Regions from separate parts of the Mus musculus genome. Here all the other regions are linked to region 1. Evidence: chromatin loops called from intact Hi-C (ENCODE). Cell type or tissue: left cerebral cortex. All regions are shown on one strand.

Region 1 (8,000 bases):
AGACATATAGACATGGCCCTAAATCTCTACATACTACAGCCATTTTCCCATATTTTACAGGCAAATTTGCAAAAGACTTCTAATATTTTTTCACCATTAAGTAACTCTTGGGATTTTTAGTGGTAAGGGTCTTTTTGGTGTTGGGTCCCCACAGAGTACCAAGAGGAAGCCATTGTCACAAGAGCTTCTAGAAGGCTCCATGAGAAATGCCTGTGTGCCTTCTTACCAATTTCTTAAATGATTCTGGGCAGGGGTTCACACACCTTGGAGAAAAAAAACAAAACAAAAAGGAGAACTCTATTGGATAGAGAAGACAAAAGAGCCAACAAACGGAAGTAGAAATCTACAAACACAAAACCATTCACATACTCTAAAACACAACTTCGTACTTGTAAAGAAGTCATTTCAGTGATACCCAGTAGATTCCCCTTATAGATGAAGTTTATCAGGTTTTCCTTTGGGAGCCATCCCATTCAGATAGGACATCGCGCTTGCTTTAAAGTGGAATGACAAAGAAGACAGAGGGAGATGCTGAGACTTGGTTGCTCTTTCCAGACAGGGCATTATGGGAAAAGATGAGAAAAGTTTAAAAAGCCAGTTCTACTGTCAGGATCCTTAACCTTACAAAGGGAAGAGAACTTCAGAAATTTCTAGCAAGGTACAGGGTGCCTTCATCAGAGACGGAAGGTCTGTGAGATCGGAAACCCTTCATCAGTGGAGAAGACCCTGGTGAGTCTTCTGACATCTCGTCTTCAGTGGCATGACAATCAAGGGCTTTAGTGCAGGAATGGGAACAGGGACCAGGAAAGGCTGGATTAGAACAAGAAATCTCTCAGGCAGAAGCTTTATGGAAAAAAAAAAAAAAAGACCCAAACAATCGGTAGATTCCAACACACCAATCCTGCAAAGACAGAGGGGGCCCAAGATTTCTCCAGGATCGCCAGGCTGGGAAGCAGGAAGCCATTCTGCTTAAAAGACAATGTGGGCCCAGATAGGTTTCAGCTCCAGTAGTTCATGTGGGAGAGAAACAGAGCCAGGGAGAAGAGACCTGAAACACCCAAAGAGACTTTTAACTAAATTATACACCAGACCGAAGCGATGGAATGTCAATAACAGGTGGTGTCCCCTGCATTACGCATCCATCCCATGCTCGACTCTGCCAACAATAGACTGGGACAAGCTAACAGATAATGTCCCATGAGCAAATATGCCACTCAAGTCCAGAAGTTTCAGGTAGACTCTAAACCAGATGCACACAGACATGGAAGTTTCTAGGCCTTGCAAGAAACTGATATTACTGATTTCCAGAAGATAAAACTTTACTCCTGCCATTTTTTGTTTTGTATTCTACCATGCTGTGTGTTTTGTTTAACATCTAGTGGATTTGCTGTAGCTAACTGTCAGGACCCTTCTGTCATTTCCTCTTTCCCATCCATCCCCCACTCCGGCGTGTGTCAGAGGAGTTTGCCTGTCCCAGTCAGGGCAGAGATGGGAATGAGATGTCTGCTGTGTGAGACAAGGCCAAGAGATGAGGCAAGACTCAGAGTGGAGAGAAGGCCATAGGAGAGGGAGGTGGGAAAATAATCTCAGAGACAGAAGCCCAGCAGAGGCAGCCATGCTGTGGCTACAGAAACGAGAAATAAAGACACCTGTATCTGGCAGGCAGGACAGCAAATAGAATACTGAACAGGGTAGAGACGCCACTTCCTGGTCTCCACCCATGGAGAAGTATGGGTGGCTGTGAATTTGAATACCAGAAAGGTAAAGACCTGAACTACACATCATACACAAAGCCTGTGGTGTGTGTGTGTCTGTGTCTGTGTCTGTATGTGTGTGTATGTCTGTGTGTGTGTGTTTCTGTGTCTGTGTGTCTGTGTGTGTTCACCTGTGTGTGCACCTGTGTGTGTATCTGTGTGTGAGTCTGTGTCTCTGTGCCTCTGTCCCTGTGTGTGTATGTATGTCTGTGTGTGTGCCTGTTTGTGTATGTCTGTGTAAACATGTGCACGTATTTCAGGTGGAAAAATTTGAGAATACCTTGAGATATATCTTGGCTCCTGGACATGGACACATTTTCACGCCTTCCAGCATGAAAGACAAGGTTACAAAATGAGACAAAACATATTCACTCCATCTCAACCTTGCATGGTGACACATGCCAGCGACCCTCAGGCTGAGGCAAACTCGTTTGTCTGAGGCCATTCTGAGTTACATATCAAGACCAAGTCTCAAAGAATGACCTTATTCTTTAGTTTTGCCTTAGAGCAAATACTTAGCTATAGCTAAGTCATATTTAATCCAAACTTTTAGAATATTTTTATCCTTAATTGACACATAGTAACTGTTCAAATTTTTGCCTATGATGAGACATTTTAACCCATGTATTCAGTGTGTAGGGGTCAGATTGGGGTAAGTGACATGTCTGTCAATTCAGACATTATTTTTAAACCTTTGCCTAAAACCAAGATATAAGACACATTCATATCTGTATACATTAACATATACATATAATAGAAGATAATTTTGACAGACATTCTTGTCAGAAATAAGCCATGGCTAAAGTAATTGCAATCGTCTTTTTATCTTATGTGTATGAATGGTGTACCTACGTGTATGTGTGTGTGTATGTGTACCATATGTGTGCTTGATGCCCGCAAAGGCCAGAAGATTCAGGTTCATGGAACTGCTGCTATACACCATTGTGAGTCACCCTGTAGGTGCTGAGAGTTGGACTGGGGCCCTCTACAAGAACAGGTGTTCATCCTCGCTGAGCCATCTCTCCAGCTTCATAATAGCTGCTTTAAATCTTACTCACATGTGTGTGCACACTCATGTGTTTTCAATGACCACACTCTCCACAAATTAAATAGTTGGAAATTGGGATGGTGGTAAGGTGGGGTGGAAACAAACACACCAACAATTTTGGGCTCCTGGGACAGTGCTCCCCAAACTTATCACTAAGAACTAGATCATAGGTAGGTTTCTAAAGTTCATAACCACCTGATCCAATGTTTTATTTTCACTACCTCGGTCCAAACAAGGCTCTTCACCCCACCCCACCCCCACTTCTTGCTTCTGAATGTCTACACCATGAGCAAACACTGAGGAACAAGACACCTGGGGCTAAGGAGATGGCAGAGTCGGTGAAAGGCCTGCAACAAAGCACTAGGAACCTGGGTTCAGATCTCCATCCCCTTTGTAAAAAAGCCAGGCTGGGCAGATCTTCCTGGGCTTGCTGGCCGGCTTGTGTTGCTGAACCCGCAAGCTCCAGGTTCACTGTGAGACCGTCCCACGTTGTATAAGCTGGGGCTGGTTGTAGTGATATTCGCCAGTAACCAGTAAGGATTCACAGAAAGAGACAGGAGGATCCACCTGAGCTTTGCATTTAAGGCCAGGCATGGTGGTACACAACTTTTATCCAGCGCTCTGAGTTCGAGGTCAGCATGGTCTACAGAGTAGAGTGAGTTCCAGGACAGCCAGTGCTGCACAGAGAAACCCTGTCTCAAAGAATGAGTGAGTACTCTCAAAAAGTGAATGAATGGAATGATAAGATGGGTGAATGAGGAAGACACACAGAGACACACAGAAATACACACACACAGAAGCACACACACACAGAAACACACACACACAGAAACACACACGCACGTGCGCATTTGGAGCAAGAAAGCCATCAAATACAGAAATACGATCATTGCAAAGCAGCATGTTCCTGTGTTCGTGGTGAGCATCAACTGCTCAGGCTATAACTTCACCCAGCCCCCTTCTCCAAGAAGAATTAGATAATCTGGGGGATAGGATGATTTAAGGAGACTGACAGGTTAAAATTGTGTCTTCATAATAAACATGTTCACTTCATTTGTCCACTCTCATGTCCGACTGAAAACTTTTAACAATTTGGTGGGGGGAGGGCATAACTGTGTATTAATTGTTTGAATACTAGGGTAGTGCCATGGCTGTGGGGACCCACGCTTTCTAATGCTGTACCTTTGAAAGGAGAACAAAACACAATGTCCTCAGATAAATTGTGGTTTTCCTCTAGCGTCTCTGGAAAATTCTTAAGGAAACAGTGCCATCTCCTGGCCAGGAGTGGGATGAACAGCCACCAGGATCTTGTTTCCCAGCTTGTGTGTAGCCTCACTTATGTGGGCAATAAAAGGGCTTTGCCTCTTCTCTTTCCTACCACTCTATCCCACACGACATTGATATTCTTTTTAAATGAATTGAGTCACTATAACAAAAAAGACACAATTCTTATGCAAAATTGATCCGAAAGCCCATTTCAACAATAAAATTCTCCAAGGGAAGAAAGCCACTGTGAACAGGTTTACTCAGCTTTTTAAAAATCTCACACACTTTGTAATTTTTACAGGACCTGATTTAAAAAAAAAAAAAAAAAAAAAACTTGGCAGAAGCCAACTTGTTTCTTTCCCTTTATAGTTTCACTGCTGCTGCTGCTGTCAATCTCAGTGTATAAATAAGTTCAAGTTGGCCTAGTAATCTTGCATTTTTTCAGTGTATTTTAATATTATAAAAAGCCACCCGCACTTTACAATTTTTTAGTGTTTTGAGAAGGGTTTTGCTGTGAAGGCCAAGGTTGCCTTGAAGTGATGATTCTTCTGTCTCTGCCTCCCGACTGGTGACAACCACCGTACCTGGTTTAAAATGTAAGACTTAACAAGGAGATGCCTGAAGAGGCAGGAGGGATACAGCCCAGTGTTGGGGAAGCCCTGAAAGAGAGAGAGGGAGAGAGGGGGAGGTCTACGTTCTTCCTGATTGTAAAATGCTGGTGTCCTGCTGCCTCTGCAGTGAGCCCCACTTCCTATTGGTCAGTTACCCCCATAATTTTTCTCTAAGTAAATCAGGCAAGTAAACCAGACATTAATAGAACAAATAGAGCAAAGAGAGAGCCAGAAGCGATGGTGTCAGTTCACACCCTGCCCTCACGACAAAATGCCGCGTCTCTTTAAGTCTTGTGTTTGTGAGTTCAGGGTGAAAAAACTCTGCAAGCCTGCAAAAAAATACTGCACTGTTGGATGGGAACGCGACGGAAAACCTGCATGGCTTGCTCTGCTCAGCCCTGTCTCCCTGTGAGAGTCTCTGCACTGGTCCAGGGCCCCTCTTCCTGTAGGCTCACAGGGTTTCAGGTACAGTTTCTCTGAGAATCATTTTCACTGTGAGGATGGGATTAGCTGTGATTGACAGTCCTGTTCACTGTTCGTCTACACTCACTCTGGGGAGAAACTTTACAGAGAATCCCTATCTTGCAACAAATCCCCAAAGCTGTTCATAGATCTATCGTTTGTTCCCCAGTACTTGGGATGAGCTGTCCTGGTCTCCCAGTCTAAACTGGTCAGCCACTAACATCTGTGCTTAGAATATTGCCAGGCGGTTTCCTCCCCTTGTATCCAAGCGTGCTGGGCTGTGGGAGGGCGCAAGTCAGGGATGTCTTTGCAAATGAGGTAAACACAGGAGAAGGAAGGAAGCTCAATTTCTTTAATCAACTGGCACTTTTTTTTTTTAGTCCTCCCCCAGGCAGTTGCTTAGACAGCTACAAGTACCTACTTCAATGCCAGTGTGTCACATTTTGTGTCACCAAAGATCCCCCAAAGAGGTAGCATGACAGATGGGGTAGAGGCAGGTGAGGACGCTGGAGCTGCCTCCCATCCTGCAAAGCTCTGCCTGCCTGCCTGTCTGCCAGCGGCTAACTTTCTACTTTCTGCCGGGATCTGCAAGGCTAACAGATGAGCATCTTTCCAGTAGCCACAGCCACAGCATCGCATCAAGGAGGGCTTCAGAGAAAAATACAAAGAAAATGAAGAAAGAGAAACAAGGAGAGGGCTATTGTCTCTTAGAACTCTTGTGTGAAGAAGCTAGGGAGCCCCTCACACCAAAGAAAACATCTTTGGTACCAGTGATTATCTAGATCTGCAAATGCTAAATTGATTCACTGTCCCGCAGACACCCAGGGGCTGAATATCAAGGAACAAATGCATTAATCATGGCAGCGCCTGGGTGCCAAGCACATAAAGGCTGCTGCTCCCAGCGGCGTTGATCACAGGAACCTTTCCGCAGACCACATGCTCTCCCAAGTAGCTCTCTGAAGTGCCATTTCTGACCGTGCCCACGCACAGGAGGATGCGGTAGCATCTGACATTCCCTGAAACACGAATTGAGAAACAAACAAACGTATTTACAGTTAGCCCTTGTATAAAAGGGGGGAGGTAGAGAATCTTTGGGCCAGAGTCATTATAGATGAAACAAACTCGTGGACACTGAAGCACACACACACACAAACACACACACACACACACACACACACACACACACACACACACACACACACACACAAAAGCTTTCAGGGAGAAACAGAAAATAATGTTTTGCAATTACAGCCCACAGCTGCTGTGGTTCTAATGCGCACTTGCTACACAGGTGCGGCCATTATAACAATGAATAGCGCGCATTAAAGGTACCATCCATAGGGGTAATAATACCAGGGTTGAAAAGGTATTTTCATTTGCAGCCTGATGTTAGGCAGAAAATAAAATAAGGCATTTCACAGCCAGCCTGATGGCTCAGCTGCCACATGGGAGGCCAAGCCTGAGATGAATATAGGACTCTCATGTGTGGCTCTCACAGTGGGAACCTGGCCATGGCTCCCACTAGAAAGGCTACCAAATCTCTTCCTATTCTTTAAAATGGTGAATAAATAAAAACCCTTCTGATCACGAATTAGGGAAACCGAGGCTCTTAGTAGCTCACAAAATTAGTAGGATCAGTCTGCCCGACACTTAGTAGAAAAAAAAAATTTAATGGGGGGAGGGGAATCCAAGAGTTGGGGGAATCTGGGTCTTGCCCTCGTGACTTTTTCCATGTGGAGGCCCAAAAATGTTCTGGCCACTGCCAGCTGGGAAGCGTGAGGCTCCAGATTCCACAGGCCTAGATGTTCTCTCAGCCCTTCCGAAAGCCTGGCAGGAGGACGAGGACAGAACCTCATCTCATTTATCTACTCCAACTTTTGAGATCAATAAACTCTTCACTCTTGGTGGAGAAAGAATGAAAGAGAGAGAGAGAGAGAGAATGGAAAGAAAGAAAGAAAGAAAGAAAGAAAGAAAGAAAGAAAGAAAGAAAGAAAGAAAGAAAGAAAGAGAGAAATCACCTTCAGACAATCCACTCATGCAGAGTGTCTCAGCAGGAGAAGCTGGGCAGGAAGCCTTGAACCAGCTTCATGCTCTGAAGGCAGAGGAGGGGCTGTAAATGTGCTCAGCTCTGTGAGCCTGAAACCCTCAGCGCCCCCCACCCGCACCTTCTGCAAAGTGAGGCCAATTCCATTGGCCGCAGAGCGATTTCGGAGAGGCTCACCTAGGCACTAACATAGCAAGGTCACAAATTATTACGGGAGTTTCCGCTTCTCCATCGTAACTTTTCTGGAATGGGTTCCTATATGCTGTTCAAAGATCCTGAGCCAGAGAACAGAAAGGGGTACTAGAAAAGAAGAACACAAAGTATAGCTGGCCTTCAGGACTTGCAGGTTCCACAGCTGAGAATTCAATCACAGTGGAAAACACCAGCAAAAAAAAATGTGCATCTGTGATGAACCGGTGTAGACATATTCTCTTGACACTATCACCTAAACAATCCAGAGCAGAGACTGTTTATACAGTGTTTGTGGTGTGATAGGTATTAGAAGTAATCTGTGGATGGTTTAAAACATACAAGAAGATGTGTGTGAGTTACACACAAATACTGCATCCCTTTACAGAAGGATAGCGAGTGTCTGGCATCTGATCCGTTCCAATAGGGTGTGCTATGCATATTTCTCAATGCCACAATCGGCCTCAGCCCAAGTGTCTCAGGAAGACAGTTAAAAATGTTTAGGACGCGGCAGGAAAATTGTTTTCGTGCTGCCTATCATTAACGGAAATGCAGGCAAACGATAAAACAGAAAATAGTGCCGTGGTGTGGTGTGAATTTGAAAAACTAAGGGTCCATCGGACACA
Region 2 (8,000 bases), 620 kb before region 1:
CTCAAGAAGAAGCCTTGGTTAATTGGGCTCTCTAGTGTTCGCAGGTCTTCAAAGATCAGGACACAATGTCACCTGAAAGGTTAGCTCTCCTTTTGGAATGTTCTGTTCATTTGTGGTAGCAAATGATAAGGACACCACACTCTGGTGTTGAAGGTTGGGTTTATGGAGTAACTAACCGGTACAGGTCTGCGTGGGGTGTCACCTATGTCTCCCTATCTGAGTGTGTTCTGAGGACTGTGGTGAACATTGCTGAGCTGTTCCTTGAATGGTGCTGAAATTCTCAGCTCTGACTCCTTTTGCCAGTCATGAGGGTGAGGGCGGCATGGAAGAGGGAACTCATCCTGGTGTTCACACTTTTGCTCAGCTCAACCACCCCCCAACTATGAGATTAAAAAGCAAATGTGGCAAGACTTGGGAAGAATCAGGGTGCATTCTGCAGTTCCGTTTCCAGATTGCTTTCCAGGAACAGTAAGACCTGTTCCTCCGTATCTACGAAAGAGCCTCGTGGTCACAGTAGCCTTGGTGAAGGAGACAAGGACCACGAGAGTGGAGAATCACCTTATAACAGAGTTGGCTCCAGCAGTGGCATCTCCTGGCTACACTGGGAGGTATGCTACCCACTGGTTCAAGCGGGACCCACTTTTGCTAAGTACACAGATCATCGGGAATTTAAAAACTGTCGTGAGAATGGAGATTTGGGGATGAAGGACACAGAGAAGAAGACTGAGCAGGTAGGACCACAGGATGGTGTGCACAAAGGTTTGGGAAAGGAGCTATCTGAGACAGCATTCTCATTGACAAGGGTTATCTCAACCTGACATGACTGAAGTGCCATGCATCAGGAACCCCAAAGCTGGAGTCTAGAGAGGTTGCTCAGTGGTCAAGAGGCTTTGCTGCTCTTCCTGAGGACCCAGTTTTGCTTTCAGGACCCCTCCAATGGCTTACAACTGAAGAACCATCTTAGGCTTAAAAGTCATCTTATTGTAAAAACAAAGGAGGTTCATTCTTGTTGGTGATTAGATCTCTGTGTCTCAAGGAACTGGACTCTGCCCCACCTGTAACCTCAACTATGAATGGTTCTGTACTGCCTGTTCCAGGAATGGCAACCATGTCTTTGTTTCAAAAAGTTGTTTATAGGCATCTCAAAATCCTACCTTTCTTTCAAAGTGTTATATGACCACCTATGACTCCCTTGTGGTGCCCACCCTACAGCCATATCTTTGTTTCAAGAGAGACTAACTTATTAAGCTTATGTTCTGTTTCTATAAGCCTGCCTGTTTTGCCCCATTGGGAAATCCTCTACTCCTGAACTATAAAAACCCTTGTCTTCCTCATACTCTGTGCTGACCTCTTGAAACCCACCTTAGGGAGAGACAGTATGTATCCAGGAATAATAATAATAATAATAATAATAATAATAAAGCTTGCTTTAATTAATTTGGCCATGATGATTTGGGTTGGTGGGCTTTCGAGTCCCATCTCTGGGATTAACACAACCTTCTGTAACTTCAGCTCTGGGGGACCTGACACCCACTCCTGGCCTTCTTGGGACAACTGCATTCGGGTGCATAAAGACACACAAATAAAGATAAATATTAATCAAAAGAAACCCAAAGCTAATCAACAAGAAGATTCCCCAGCTTGTAGAGCTGGCAACTGTCAGGAAGGTACATTCTCAGGTGCATAAATAAATAAATAAATAAATAAATGCAGGTGTTCCTCCGAGCTGTCTTTATTTGTCTAGCCATTTCTATGATGCTGTATTAAGGAAGCATTCTTATTTCACAAATGGAGAATAATAACAACAATAATAAATTATGATACAAACATAATTGTTCTCCATTTTATTTATATGGGCTATATATTCTTCAGATTCTTCAAATTCTTGTGATTGTTAAAAGGAACCAGTTTAATATAAAGGGCTCTCCAAATAATGAGTTCATAGCGTCTGGGCTGATGAAACTATTACTTTGGTAAAAGTGTTGCAGGCACCCCAAGACACAGGAAGTAACTTAAGTCTCTAAAAGGCTATTTAGCTAATTAAAATCAATGTTCCCTGTAATGTATGAAATCACCTCAAATACAATTTCTATATGTCTCCTTATAATTGAATTAAACTGCTCCTGCCTAAAGCAAATCTAAGAGTAGAAACGTTGAAGGTAGAGCCTGAAGGAGTCTTTATATCGCAAGTTCCCAGCCACTCATTTTATGTTTAATTATTTTTAATGATTTATTTATTTTTGTGCTTGAGCATTCATGGGTGTGTGTGTGTGTGTGTGTGTGTGTGTGTGTGTGTGTGCATGTCTATGCCATGCCCGTGCAGGGAAGTAATAAGAAGGCTTCAGATGCCCTGGAGGTGGGGTTACAGGCAGTTGTGAACCTCTCATATGGGTTCCTTTCTAGATATAGTTAGGGAGCAGGGAAGACCATAGGAATCACAGGCTAGTGCACATCTCGGGCAGTCCTCTGGTGCTTCTCATGGAGACTATATGAGAACCTTTGTTTAGGATTCAACTGTTTGAGAGGCTGGAGGAAAGAAAAAGAGCCTGCGAATATTGCTGCTCATTCATAAACTGATGAACAATAAGAGATTAAAAACTATTATAAAGATCTGTCAAAACTAGTACTAATTACAGTTATGTGTGTGAACTACTAAACTATCGGCCTGAACTACCACGGAACAGCACATATCATTAGAGATGTGTCAGATTAATGTTGTTGCAAATTGTGTTTCATTCATCTTCACCTGCAATTATCAAACACCTGTTCTACACACGATTGCTTGCTCTTCTCTTTCTATGCACTGATTTCCAACACTGCCCTCACCAGTTCTCTACCTTCCATCTTAACCCACTGATAGGAGGTTTCCCTTACAATCAGCTCTCTTGGTTACTGACCATCTTTGCTTGAACAAGTCACCCAAATTTTGTCGAAATGACCTCATCTTCCTTCCTTCCTTCCTTCCTTCCTTCCTTCCTTCCTTCCTTCCTTCCTTCATCTCTTTTTCTCTCTCCCCTCCTCCTCCTCCCCCTCCCCCTCCCCCTTCCCCTTCCTCCCTCCCCCTCCCCCTCCCCTCCTCCTCCTCCTCCTCCTCCTCCTCCTCCTCCTCCTCCTCCTCCTTCTCCTCCTTCTCCTCCTTCCCTCTCAGCAATCAATGCTTGGAAAAAAGAGATTCCTAACCCCAGTGGGTTTTGATTTCCCTAAACAAATTGGGGTTCATCTCATTTTCTTCTCAGAGATCTATTTCAAAAAGACAATAGGACTTAGCCCTTTCTCATGAGGAGGATGAGGGTAAGGCTGTGGCGGTAGCTTTAGACAAAGATCTTTGTGCTATTGATAAAGTACCCAAAGGAAAATAAGTTTTATGGGTGTTGTTTTTTAATCATATTTTTCCTTTAAATTAAAATGTGAAAATACAATTCCTACAGCCATTCACAGTAAGCCTTTGGTTGCTCTGCACTGCCTATTATCTAAGAACAGGATAAAAACAAGCGCAAACCTTGAGAATCATCCAGAATGTTTTTAAACTACTACACTGCCTAACAGTATAGGCTCCAACATAGGATCATCTGTTATGTAAGATAATAAACATTTCTTGCTATTTGTATGTTTTTTTGGTTAAGTTTTCATCACTTGCGTGTCCCATGCATTCAATAATGTTGTAACACACCGATTAAGTAAAAAAAGAGATGAACCGAGCAGATTTTGACAGATTGCTCTATGCAGCTCCTGTGTTTATATTTTTAAAATAGAAAGTCCATAATTTATATTTATAAAATAGAAAATCCATAATATATACATATAGTATATCCCTAATGCAACTCCTTTGTCCCAAAGGAAATTTGTTCATAGTTACATCAAGGTGCTGAGTGATAGCAAAATTGAACAGATATTGGAGTAAGTGTAAGGAGCAATGTCACAAAAGATAGACCATGCCACATGGGTCTAGATTTATATTCATAAAGGACAGAGTTCATCTTCTCTGACCACTGGACTAGAACTGAAAAGCATCTTAAAGTTCAGAGTCTGGATGGTCCTAAGCCGAAAGTAGAGAATAATATACATTGAAAGAATGTTTTCTAGGGCATCTTTTAACACAGAGATATGTCCTCTGGGTTATGCAGAAGTGAAGGATGCATCCAAAGAACTGAGGGCCGAGGACACAAAAGCTAGCTCAGCACTTTCATTGTTTCATTAGCTGTTTGTCTCGGCCATGACAAAAAAAAATGCCCAAGCAAATCAAAAATAAGGGCAAAATGTTTATTTTGGTATAAGGTTTCAAGGACTCCATTCTTTGGTTCCCCTGGTTACTGTAGCGTCTCTCTGCTTTTCCTGAGCTGTGCTGAGTTCGAATAGTTTGGCAGAAGTGTGTGGGAAAGCAGAGGTGCTCCGTTCATGGTAGCTAGGAGACAGAACCTGGGGGTGGTGTAGTGGAAAAGGGTAAGGGAGGAGAATCATCAAGAAAACACACACCCCCGCCCCCCGTGATTTAAATCATCCAATCAGACGTTACTTCCTAGACCCTCCCATCCCCGAATAATGCCAGCCAAGTATGACTCCATACCTCCCTTGATCCATCAATGTATCCATTGAGTTCCAGCCCCTCCTGATTCAATCACTTCCCTAAAACGTCACCTCTGGATACTCTCAGAGGGGGCCAAGTCTTTAACACGTGTTTTCTGGGGCCATTAAATCTCCAAACTACAGCATAAATCCACAGAAATCATGCTTTATTAACCCTGCGGTAAGCTACATTTCAAAGACGATACACAAGGATTCATGGTTGTGTTGGAGGTAAATCTACATCTCGGTACCAGTGGAGGGAGAAGAAACCCAAGAGTAAATTAGAGAGTGGGTGTTCTCGAGAGAGAAGTTCATGGATCGTACAGCTCATCCAAGAAACAAAAGAGCAATGATCTATCGGCAAAACGTTGAAAAGCCACCATGTGCCTGGCAGTCTGATAGGTGTTGGGAACATGCAGGCTCTCTCAGAGTTTCCACTCCTTTTACCCTGTTCAACCACCCCTCCGTACCACACACGTAGCTGGCTGATATTAAATTCCGAGGTAAAAATATTAAAAATGAAAATAATGCTTTGGCTTCAAATATTTGTGTTGGCTGCCTCCCAAGTTTTAGAGTCCGATGCAATGTTTTGTTTTGTTTTGTTTTGTTTTTTTTAAGGAAAAAATGTATTGTTCTGGAGGCGATCTCTATGGCAGTTGCTGATGGTGAACTGAGGTTCTGTTGGGTGAGACCAGAGTTGTGTGTCTGAGTGGCACTCCTCTGATTTACAAAGTGACAATCAGGTGTCTTCCCCACACCTGGAGAGACTCAGCAAACAGAACCTGCAGGTATCAATCAAGTCTGGCTGCTGGCTGGCTCCAGAGAGTCTAGCCAGGACTTTGCTTAGCTATTCTCAGCCCAGGAGGGGCTCGCCTACCTCCCTGGAGCTTGGGCATGACTGTGGGTGGGTGGCTGAGGGTATGGCGATTGCCTCTCCATCTATTTTATCCTCTAAATAGTAGTCAGACACTTAAAATAACACCAAGACATGTTCCAGCTTGCCTTGCCAGTCAAAAGGGAAGGGGGTGGGGGGGGAGGAATTCGTTTTTGAAACCCAGCATTTCAGAACCCCAAGGGCTTTCTGATCTGTTAGCCTTAGCGGTTTAGAGGATTAAAAAGGCAAGAATATTAGGAAGCAGAAAGAAAAGCAAGCAGGCAGCACAGCCAATGGAGCAGATCTAATGGAGCACGGGGCCAGGGAAGAAAGGATTCTGCCACCTGAGCGATCGTATTTATTATTCTTGTTTCACAATTAAACTTTTAAGAAGCGAATAATAATTTTCCAGACATTTTCCCTTTCTTTGCTATGCCAGTCACATCGCCCCGTCCTTTATCAACACTGCTCTGCATCTGAATGGGCTGTAATTGAACTGTCGCTTTCCTGAAGGTCAGTAGCCTTTCATTAGGAAGAATGTGTCTTTCCTGATAAATTATAAAGTCTCTGAGGATTCGAAAGCATATTTAAAAAATTCTCCTTACCATACCTTGAAAAACCAAAAGCACAGATATTTATTTTTCTGTTCTCTCTCGGTGGGGTAGGGGAGTGGACAGAAAGGTCTTCTGCGTCTCTTATTTCCTTTGGTGGGGGATTAGTTATTTGGGGGGCAATTTCAATGTCTCATTTATTTTTGTGGGGGTCCATGTGACACAGGTCAGAGGACAACCTTCTGTTTTGTTTTTATTCTTTCCTTTTTTCATTCTTTCTTTCTGTCTGTCCATCGGCCTTTTTTCTTTCTTTCTTTTTTTTCATTCTTTCTGTCTGTCCATTGGCTTGCTTTCTTTCTTCCTTTCTTTCTTTCTTTCTTTCTTTCTTTCTTTCTTTCTTTCTTTCTTTCTTGACACTCTTTCTCAGGCTGGCTGCCCAGGAAGCCCCAAGGGTCTTCCTGTGTCCGTTTTCGCAGATTCAAAGTGCACACCAGCACACCCACCTTCTTTTAGATGGATTCTAAGGATCGAGATCAGATCCTCAAGCTTGCAAGAAAGGCTCTGCATCCCCTGAGCATCACACGAGTGCATAGATTCCATCTTCTCAAATGCTATTTGGTACAGTTTTTAAAAGTGAAATAACCAATATTGTTTTCCCCCTTTCTAGTACCTTTCATTGTTCATTACAGAAAGGACCAAAGTCGTTACATGCACATAAAACCCTACCTGAGTTCTATCTCTTCTACCAATACCACCCCATGACTTAAACCGTAATGAGCAGAAGCAATGTTCACTATTACATGAATGATTCTGGCTCTGCCAGTGATGTCTGCTAAAGGTTCCCTGAAATTTGAAAATCTACCGGGAGTGTGTGTGTGTGTGTGTGTGTGTGTGTGTGTCAGTGCTGATGTGAGGTAAAGGACCAGCCTAGTCTTGGCCTTCCACATTGTCTGAGGCAGGAGACTCTTGTTTTGCATCTGGGTAATTCAGACTAGCTGACCCATGACCTTCTGAGTCTCTATCTGGAATCTCACTGTAGAAACAAGTGCTGCCGTTTCAGATGCGGGTTATTTGCCAGGTTTTACTTGGATTCTGAGAGTTTGAACTCAGGTTCTCCTGCTTATGCAGAAGTACTTTTATTCCCTGAGCCATCTACCCAGGCCTCCTCCAGGTACTGTTTAACCAAGCTCTCCAATGCATCCAGTTATGACTTGCTCTCCACAAGCTCCCCATGGGCTTGATTTACCTTTGGTTAAGAAGTAAAAGCAGGGACTAGAGAAATGGTCCAGAGAGTTAAGATCATCACTGCTCTTCTTATGATGCCAGTGGTTCAGTTCCCACAACCCACATGGTGGCTCACAACTGCCTAACTCCAGTTCCACAGGAGATGGCACCCTCTTCTAGCCTCTGCAGCACTAGATATGCACATGTTTTTTACCCTGAGCTACATCAACTTAAATTTAAAAAAAAAAAAAGAGTACTTTTGGCTCATGGTTTCAGGGGCTTCAGTCATGATTGGCTGGTTTCATATATATATAGTATATTATATAATATACATTATATATAATATAATATATAATAATGTATATTATATATCATATGATATATAAGCCTGGTGAGGATTGACTCAGCACTCGAAGCAGGGCTAGTTCATAAAGACACAGAAGCACTTTGGAGAGAAAAGGGTTAAGTGTATATATGCTGTTGCCTGATTTGGTTGTCTGTCAGAATGCATGCTCTAGGGCAAATGCTGCTATAGGTCATGGCCTTAAAGAAGAAAGAGCATTAGCTATTGAACTTGTCCTACTGGTCAACCAAACGGTCCCTGAGCAATTTCGCAGGAAGTAAAAGAAAAACAGTTCTCCTAAAGATGTTTTTTTCAGTAAAATGGCCACCACTAGTTTCCATTGCCTTTCCAGAAAGCTAGCAAAGAGCACATCTCATGTGTGACCCACAGACACTCACTCAGTCACCCTATCCTGATTGCGCCTAATGACTCTTCTTGGTTTAAT
Region 3 (8,000 bases), 1.3 Mb before region 1:
CAATCCAGGCCTAGTGTTTCTCTGCAGATCCAGAGATCGAACCCTCAGCTCCTTCTCTGCCTACATGCTGCCATGCTTCCTGCCACTAACAATGTAAGCACGCTCCATTTAAATGCTTCCCTTTGTAAGAGTTGTCATGGTCATGATCTCTTCACAGCAATAGAACACCGACTAAGATAGAAGTTGGTACCAGAGACCGGGACATTGCTGTGACAAGCCTGACCATGCTTCTTGTTATCAGAATTTGGACTTTGGGACTTGAGAAAATGGGCCATACTAGTAGGAATAGGGAAGACAGTGGTGCTGAGAATAATGTAGATCGTGGCAGCCCAGGTTTCAGAGGAGAAGAGTATTAGTAAGTGGCCTAGAGACTGTTCTTGTGATGTTTTGGGGGAGAATGTGGCTGCTTTCTGCCCTTGTCCAAAAATATCTGCCTGGGGCTAATTTTAAGACATCTGGACTAACAGCATTGGCAGAGGATACTTCAAGAGAGTCTAACACTGACTCTGTCCTATGGTCATTAGAGGTTAGTCTTTGCAGATGTGTAATAAAAAGGAGCAAGACAAGCAAGGAAAGTACGAAGTGTGGGGAGAAAAGGAGCATCAGAAAATGTTGTAAAGTCAAGTCCAGTGCTCAAGAAAATTAAAAAGTTTAAAGAAAAGCCCAGTGCTAAATTCAATAAAAGGAGTGGTAAACTCAGGGCGAGACCCCACCCAGCTAAGATTCTATCTGGTGAAAAGGAATGAAAGAAAAGCTCAATCGGCAAAGGAAATCACAGAAAAGAGAAAGCTGGTGAAAACCTATCTGTACCAGGTGCCAGGTCCCAGCCCCGGCAAGCGGGAGGACTTGGCAGCTCCATCCACACAGCTCTGGCTTTAGCGTAGAGAATACAAGAAAGTCTTTTGAGTAAAGCTTTGACCACGAGGCCTGGGTTGCCTCGGAGTCCCCACAAGCTGTTGCAGATGTCAGAGCCATGGGATACCTGCTGAGGAAAAGCTGCTAAACAGCCCAAGAGAAGTGTATTTTGGTCAGCAAAGTTGGAATGAATTGGAGTTCTGACGAGGGCTTTGACAGCAGATATGGAGATGATGGAGATGCAGGATCTGGAGTTTGACCTGCTGGGTTTTGGTCTTGGCTTTGATTCAGTATTTCCTCACCCTGCTCCCTTCCCACCTTTTGGGAAGGTAATGTGTATGGTGTGCCATTGTATGCTGGGAGTCTGTGATCTGCTTTTGACTTTATAGGATAGTACAGTTAAGAGACTGCCAAGAATCTCAGAAGAGAATTTGGGCTTCAGACTTTTAAATAGTGTTAAGGCTGTGATAGACTATGGGGCCTTTGAAATTGGACTGAATGCATTTTTTTTTTTTGCATTGATAATGTCTACACGCCTGTGGGGTCCAGGAAGTATAATGTGGTGGTTTGAATAGGAATGTCCCCTAGAAGGCTTATATACTTGAATGCTTGGTTATTAGGAAGTGGCAGTGCTTGAGAGGGATTAGAAAGGGTGTCCTTGTTGGAAGGAGTATGTCACTCATAGTGGGCTTTAAGGGTTTCAAAAAACTCAAGCCAGACCCCCTGTCTCTTTCTCTTTCTCTCTGTTGTCTGCCTTGCTTACCCACAAGCCTATCATGGACTCAACTTCTGAAATTGTAAGCAAGCTTTAATGAAATGCTTTCCTTTTTAAGAGTTGCTGTGGTCATGGTGTTTCTTCACAGCAATAGAACAGTGACTAAGGCGTATGGCTTGTATTAGATTACAGGGACTCTCAGATGTTGCGCTCAGTTAGTAGAGGGCATTACCCTGCATCTTGCCCTGGGTTTGATTTTCATCACCACACGTATAATCAGGGCACGGTGGCACATGCCTGTGATTCCAGCCCTCAGAATGACCCCATGGTTCACGTTATCCTCAAGTTCGTAGTAGTTCTTTCAGGCTAGCTTAGGAATCATGAGAATTTTTCTAAAGAGAAAAAAAAAATCAGACATATCTGGGCTCATACATTATTTTATAAATGAGAAACTTTATAAACTAGGAAACTCATGGGAGCTGCTGAGGTCATCAGTTGAGCAATACCTTTAATGAGCTCCTCACCAGGATTTACTTTATTTGTGTTTCTACATACGTGTATGTAAATGAAAGTGCCTTAGGAAGCCAGAAGAAGCCATCAGCTCCCTCAGAGCTAGAGTTGCAGGTGGTTGTGAGCTACATGACATGGGTGCTGGGTATAAAACTCAGGTCTTCTGCAAGAGCGACAAATGTTCTTAACTACTGTGCCATCTTTCTAGCTCCTAAAGGTGATCTTAATGTGTGTGTGTGTGTGTGTGTGTGTGTGTGTGTGTGCGTGTGCGTGTGCGTGTGTGCGTGTGTGTGTGCTGTTGGGATGACATGCCTGCTAAGTGTTCTACTACTCAAGGATACCTCAAGCTGGTTCTTGACTCTTAGCAACAGGGTTTTGTTTTTTGTTTTTAATTGCTGTTCATTTGGGGATTAAAATGTATGCCCTTTATTACCTGCTGTGTATTCAATCAGGAAAGGTATACTTAGTTTTTTTTTTTTTTGGTTTTTGTTTTTTATTCTGTTCTCCATTTCCCACCTTGTAATTCCACTGTTGCTGATCTTGTGACCAGTTGGTTCAATTATTTGCAAGCAGAATTTTATGTCACTTCTAAGTAGTGTTTCTTTTTTTAACTAAACAATAAAAGGTCAGGGCTGGAGAGACGGCTCAGTAGTCGTGAGCCCTTGCTGCTGTTGTAGAGGACTGGGGTTTGGCTCACAGCAGCCACACGGAGGCTCACAACTGTATCCAGGAACTCCAGTACCTGGCGGGGGGTGGGGTGGGGAGCGGTCTGACAATATGGTTTTTGCAGGCATATGTATATGTATACATATATGCATATATATCACACATACGAATAATATATACACTATGGTGGTTTGAATATGCTTGGCCCTGAGAGTGGCACTATTCGGAGGTGTGACCTTGTTGGAGTAGGTGTGGCCTTGTGTGTCACTGTGGGTGTGGACTTTAAGACCCTCATCCTAGCTTTCTGGAAGCCAGTATTCTGCTAGCAGCCTTCAGATGAAGATGTAGAACTCTCAGCTCCTCCTGCACCATGCCTGCCTGGATGCTGCCATGCTTCCCACCTTGATGATAATGAACTGAACCCCTGAACCTGTAAGCCAGCCCCAATTAAATGTTGTCCTTATAAGAGTTGACTTGGTCATGGTGTTTGTTCACAGCGGTAAAACCCAAACTAACACACACACACACATACATATCCATTAAATAAACAAATATTACAAATAGTTTAAAAGATGCCTACATATGTATATATGGTGTGCATTATGTTTCTTCCCTTCCTCCAACTCCTTTTCCACTTTCCCTCTCTCTTCATGAGATCGAGTCCTGTTGTCCATGCTGGCCACGAGCTCTAGTGATCTTCTTACCTCAGTCAGCCCTTGAGTAACTGGGACTGTATATATGCATATGACAAAATCCATGGCTGCTGCTCCTCCTCCTCCTCCTCCTCCTCCTGCTCCTCCTCCTGCTCCTCCTCCTCATCATCATCATTTTGAGGCTAGGTCTTCTGTAGCCCAGACTGGCCTCAAACTCATTATGGGCAGAGGTCGACCTTGACTTTCTGGTCCTCCCGACTCTACCCCTCAAGTGCTGTGACTACAGGTGTACACAACCATGACAGTCACATGATATTGTGATATATGTGTATTTCAGAGTGCCTTGGTTAAGTATATTAACAGGTTCTCAGTAAGTGTGTCTGCTCTGTGGTGTGAGTATGAGATTATCTGGTATCCATTTCTAGGGGCTGCTTGTAACCCATGGTTACAACCTTTCTAAAGAGTATTTTCTTGAAAGACAGAAACTGCTTTTAATTTAGGGTTTAGCGTAGAAGGGAAATGAGAAATCTAAGTAACACATTTGGTACTTTAGAGCAAAAAATATGATTTTATATGCATATACTATATCCATATGTATAACTGTGGTTGTTGCAGTTAGGATTTCAGGAGGAATTAAATTTCTATATCAGTATCTTGACTCACAACTTTGAAACTTTGCCTATGGTAGTGAACTAGCAAGGAATGATTTGTAACCGGTCACAAGTTGTTTTAATGGCCATGCACAGTTACAACCAGGATTCATAACCCAGAGCTGAGAGTCATGGAGTCCGCTCTGAGCTTTTTCCTACTGCTACTGTGTGACCTTCAGTCTGCGTGGGTCTCAGGGCATTCGGCTATAAATAGGCCCTGAAACGACTCATCCTGAATGTTTTTCTAGCTCTGTTGATCTGTCATTCTAGGAAACCAGACTAGCATGCTGCTAGCTATTTTGAGGTATGGATCATTTTCTTTTTACTCGGTCTCTGTCTCTCTGTCTCTATGTCAGTCAGTCTCTTTCTCTCTGGTGCTGGAGTTTGAATCAAGGGCCTTATCTAAGCTCCATCCCTAGGCTTTGTTTTGGTTTTGAGAAAGGATCTCACCCCTCTAGCCCAGGCTGGCTTTGAATTCAGACATCCACCTACCTGTGCCTCCCAAGTGCTGGGATTAAAGGCTTTTGCCCAGTCTCTGCGATAGGGATGTTTAAACAAACTTTTAAAATGGGTGAGCTAGATCCAAGTGTACCTTTGAGTGAAGGTTAATTCCGATTGCCAATCTGATAGGATTAAAGATGCATGGGGCATCAGTTAGGTATACCTTAGGGTGTGTCTGTGAAGGCCATGCCAGAGAAGAGTAACCGAGGGAGGGAGAAAGCCGCTCGGAGTAGGGTGAACTGGCCCATAGGCTGGGGTCCCGGACTGAATACAAAAGAGAAACCCAGATGCGCGGTCTCTCTGCTTATGAGCTTTTGTCTTCTTTAGCGGTCAGAGGGTTTCCCAGGATGCACTGGGGCTATATCTCTTGTGATTGTTTTAAATTAGTCTCTCTCTCTCCTTCCTTCCTTCCTTCCTTCCTTCCTTCCTTCCTTTCTTTCTTTCTTTCTTTCTTTCTTTCTTTCTTTCTTTCTTTCTTTCTTTCTTCCTTCCTTCCTTTTTTTCTCTCTTTCTTGCCACCTTTTCATGAGATTTGTTAGCTTAAATATGTTTTACTTTTCCTGACTTTCAAGACCTTGGGAGAAAAGCAGCGTGCCCTGCTCTCATCCTTTTTGATGGATGTGTGCAGGTTCACGAATGGCTCCATCATTAGGGTTTTTTTTTTTTTTTTTCTTTTGCAGTCAACTTGGAAGGAAGGTTCAAGTGGCAAAGCCATTAGACTCAGATGTGCCCTGAGAGCAGAGATGGTGTCACCGGCTTCTCAATTTGACTTTTTGACTCCTGTCTTGTCAGAGTCAAAAAATAGGATATTCAGGGACCTTGAAGCTATGTCACACAATTTGTGACGGCTCTGCTCCCTACTCCAGGTTTTCATCCCGAGCCTTGATAGAAAGATGTATGGATGAGCGAGGAGGGCAGAGCTGGGCCCCCCATGCTGCGTCCTGTGAGGGATGGAAAAGGGAGCTTTTCACTAGAGATAGGGGCAGTGGAGGCTGTAAGCTGTAACCAAGTTGTGCTTGGTTTCTCCAAAGGAGAAGCATTTGCTGGATTCTGTATGTTCCTAAGCACGGCCGCCTTGGAAGCAGCTCGTTCTTGTTTGAGCTGGACACCCTGGTCATATGCTGCCACTGTTGGTATTGGAGGTTCTTATTTATTTTGTTATCTGGGTTTTCCTGCCTTCCCTCACAAAGACTCCAGAAATTGGCCTTACCCATCATGCTGGCTCTTGGAACTTCCGACCGTAGGCGTTCTTTTTCATTAAGTTGCTTCTTAGGAATAATCTCGAATGCTTTATAAGAACAAACAGATTAACTCAGACATGTGTTGTCCCTTTGGCTTTATGACAGGTGACCGGCAGTGATCAGACAGCTCAGAAAAATTACTGTCATAGTGCTCCTTAACCCTTTGCGCTTGGAAAATCCTCCTGAGAGTTAAGACTTACACACAGGTAGTCTGGGAAACAGTGCATATTCTTTTTTACATATGACTCCTGGGTCATGAGACTCCCACTGTAGCATAGTAGAATTTAAGCTCCGTTCCCACTGCGTCAATTCTCACACAGTCCAGACAGGCCGTTGGCCATCACCTTTCTAGGACAGGAAAAGGAGCCGCGTTCCGTGGGGGTGGGAGGGGCACTTCCTGGTGAGCACTTTTCTGTGGTCCACTGTGAAGGCCTTTCTGCTTGAGTGTTGATGCCTAGGGGTGAAGCTGTTCCCCGCCTCTGAGAAGGACAGGCTGGAGAGGCGGCTCTCCAGACACTTGTGTATCTTAAAAATGCTGAGAGGCGATCCTGTCAAATGTTAACCATCCTCATCCATTAGTGCGTCCAGCATTAAGTGAACGCTGGGAAAACAAAGACGGAAGTAGGTGTGGCTAAGTGGAGACCTGGATTCAAGTCGCTTCCCTCTACTCAAAGAGCAGTTGCAAGCCTGGGTTTGAAAAGCATACACCTTTAATCTATCCTAGCACTTGGGATGTGGAGGCAGGAGGGTTTTTGTGAGTTCCTGACCAGACTGAACTACATAGTGAGTTCTAGGATGGCAGGACTACACAGTGAGACACCCCCCATCCCTCAAAAAAAAAAAAAGTTGGATAGTTACAATATCTCAAAGTACATGCTGGGGGTACCTGTCTAAATTATATTTATCTCATCGCAGTCCTAATGGCTTAGCAGATGGGCTGATCTGCCACTGTTTGCTTCCTTGTTTTACTTTATTTTTTTGTACCACACTTCCCTGAGCCAGTCAGCATGATGCTCTTTCTCTTGGGAAGGACTGGAAAACGGAGAGTGTTGCTCTTTGATGGCCATTCCCTTTAGCTGTAAAAATATACTCTTACAGTGTCGGAAGCTGCCTGAATATATAACTCTACTCAGTTATACTGAGCTGCTGTATCTTGTTCAGTGGGAGATAAAAAAGTACGCAGACGTTTTAAGGAAGCAGAGGTAACGTGTTGACTCGTGTTAACTCCTTGTATGTGGCTGAGATGGTTTTGTTTTCGTTCTCATCAGAGTCTTGATGGTAATGAGACTTTCAGTGCAGTTATTCCAAGAAATAAAAAAATGATGTGATATGAACATAAACAGTGTGCAGTCACAAGCAGCCTTTTTGGGCTTAAAGCCCCACAGAGAGAAGTGCTGTTCAGTGCGCTGCGTAGCTGGGGACCTTGGAGCCAACCATCCCATGGCTTCTGACTACCCATCCTGCAGTTCTCAGTGGAGAAAGGGTGGCGCGGAGTGCAGAGATGGTGTTTTGCATCTGCAGGTATCAGTTGACTCTGTGGAATGCTCTAGTCCCGGGAACAGGCCAGGCACTGTAAGCCCTCGGTCTGCGAGTGAACTGAACCGCAATCCCTGAGGTTCCTAGAGAGGTATGAGAAGCATGTGGGGTGAGGTATTTTACTGACTCCTCTGTGCCACCAGGCCCAGCATTCAGCCGAGCCCAGCCAGCATCTACAGATCAGTATTTGGGTGGCTTTCATTGCTGGGCGTGAAAGTAGTGGAATGTAGTCAGAGATATGCCCCCCCCCCCAAATGTGTGATCTGACAGGATGAGCAACGTGTACACTTGGCAGAATCATTTTCAGGGGAACATGTGCTACTCATCACCGTCTTTGCTACTCAGCTTTTGAAATACGAATCATTGTTCTCTTATTATTATTGTAGCCATCTCTGCAGCAGGCGAAAATATTGAGAAAGTCTTAATATCTACATTAGCCTTTCAGCCAGCGAACCCAGGCACAACACGCAGGGTAGGGTTCTAGCCTGAGGATCCTTAGCATTTAAAGGAGTTGCAGATGCTTCCACTCACACACGGGGGTGTCCACAACACACTTAAGTGGCTGTCTGACACACCCTGAAGGGTTGTTAACAATAATAGGTTTGACATTTGGGAGGGGAAAAAAAAAAAGAACCATCAAAGTAAAAGCCATTTTAAGAGCAGGGAGGGAGTT

Evidence for each region. A loop is a pair of places that touch in the nucleus more often than their neighbours do. Peaks named below come from ENCODE experiments on the same cell type or tissue, not always from the same donor. Only the 100,000 strongest peaks of a DNase experiment are listed, where the experiment ranks them.
Region 2: it touches region 1 in a loop (2.6-fold over the local background); 8 of 42 quality-filtered maps call a loop at or near these places.
Region 3: a loop joins it to region 1, with 2.3 times the contacts of the local background. A loop is called at or near these places in 10 of 42 quality-filtered maps.

The regions. Positions count from the first base shown.
Region 1 is chr13:48,460,331-48,468,330 of GRCm38, forward strand. It overlaps Gm40941 (a long non-coding RNA gene), which reads right to left. Exons shown (of 2, transcript XR_873371.1): 2 at 5,480-6,157. Among named protein-coding and RNA genes, the nearest start is that of Gm40941, 13 kb to the right of the region's middle. In left cerebral cortex, a CTCF peak has its summit at 4,081 (motif pointing left); DNase peaks (open chromatin) are centred at 4,072 and 5,673.
Region 2 is chr13:47,838,171-47,846,170 of GRCm38, forward strand. It overlaps Gm35991 (a long non-coding RNA gene), which reads left to right and starts at 5,645. Exons shown (of 3, transcript XR_382321.2): 1 at 5,645-5,950. In left cerebral cortex, no CTCF peak of the experiment used is centred here; DNase peaks (open chromatin) are centred at 4,420, 5,485 and 5,826.
Region 3 is chr13:47,138,716-47,146,715 of GRCm38, forward strand. A930002C04Rik (RIKEN cDNA A930002C04 gene) reads right to left here. Exons shown (of 3, transcript NR_126083.1): 3 at 5,225-7,410. It also overlaps a transcript of Rnf144b not described here. Among named protein-coding and RNA genes, the nearest start is that of A930002C04Rik, 6.0 kb to the right of the region's middle. In left cerebral cortex, no CTCF peak of the experiment used is centred here; DNase peaks (open chromatin) are centred at 4,187, 7,323 and 7,893.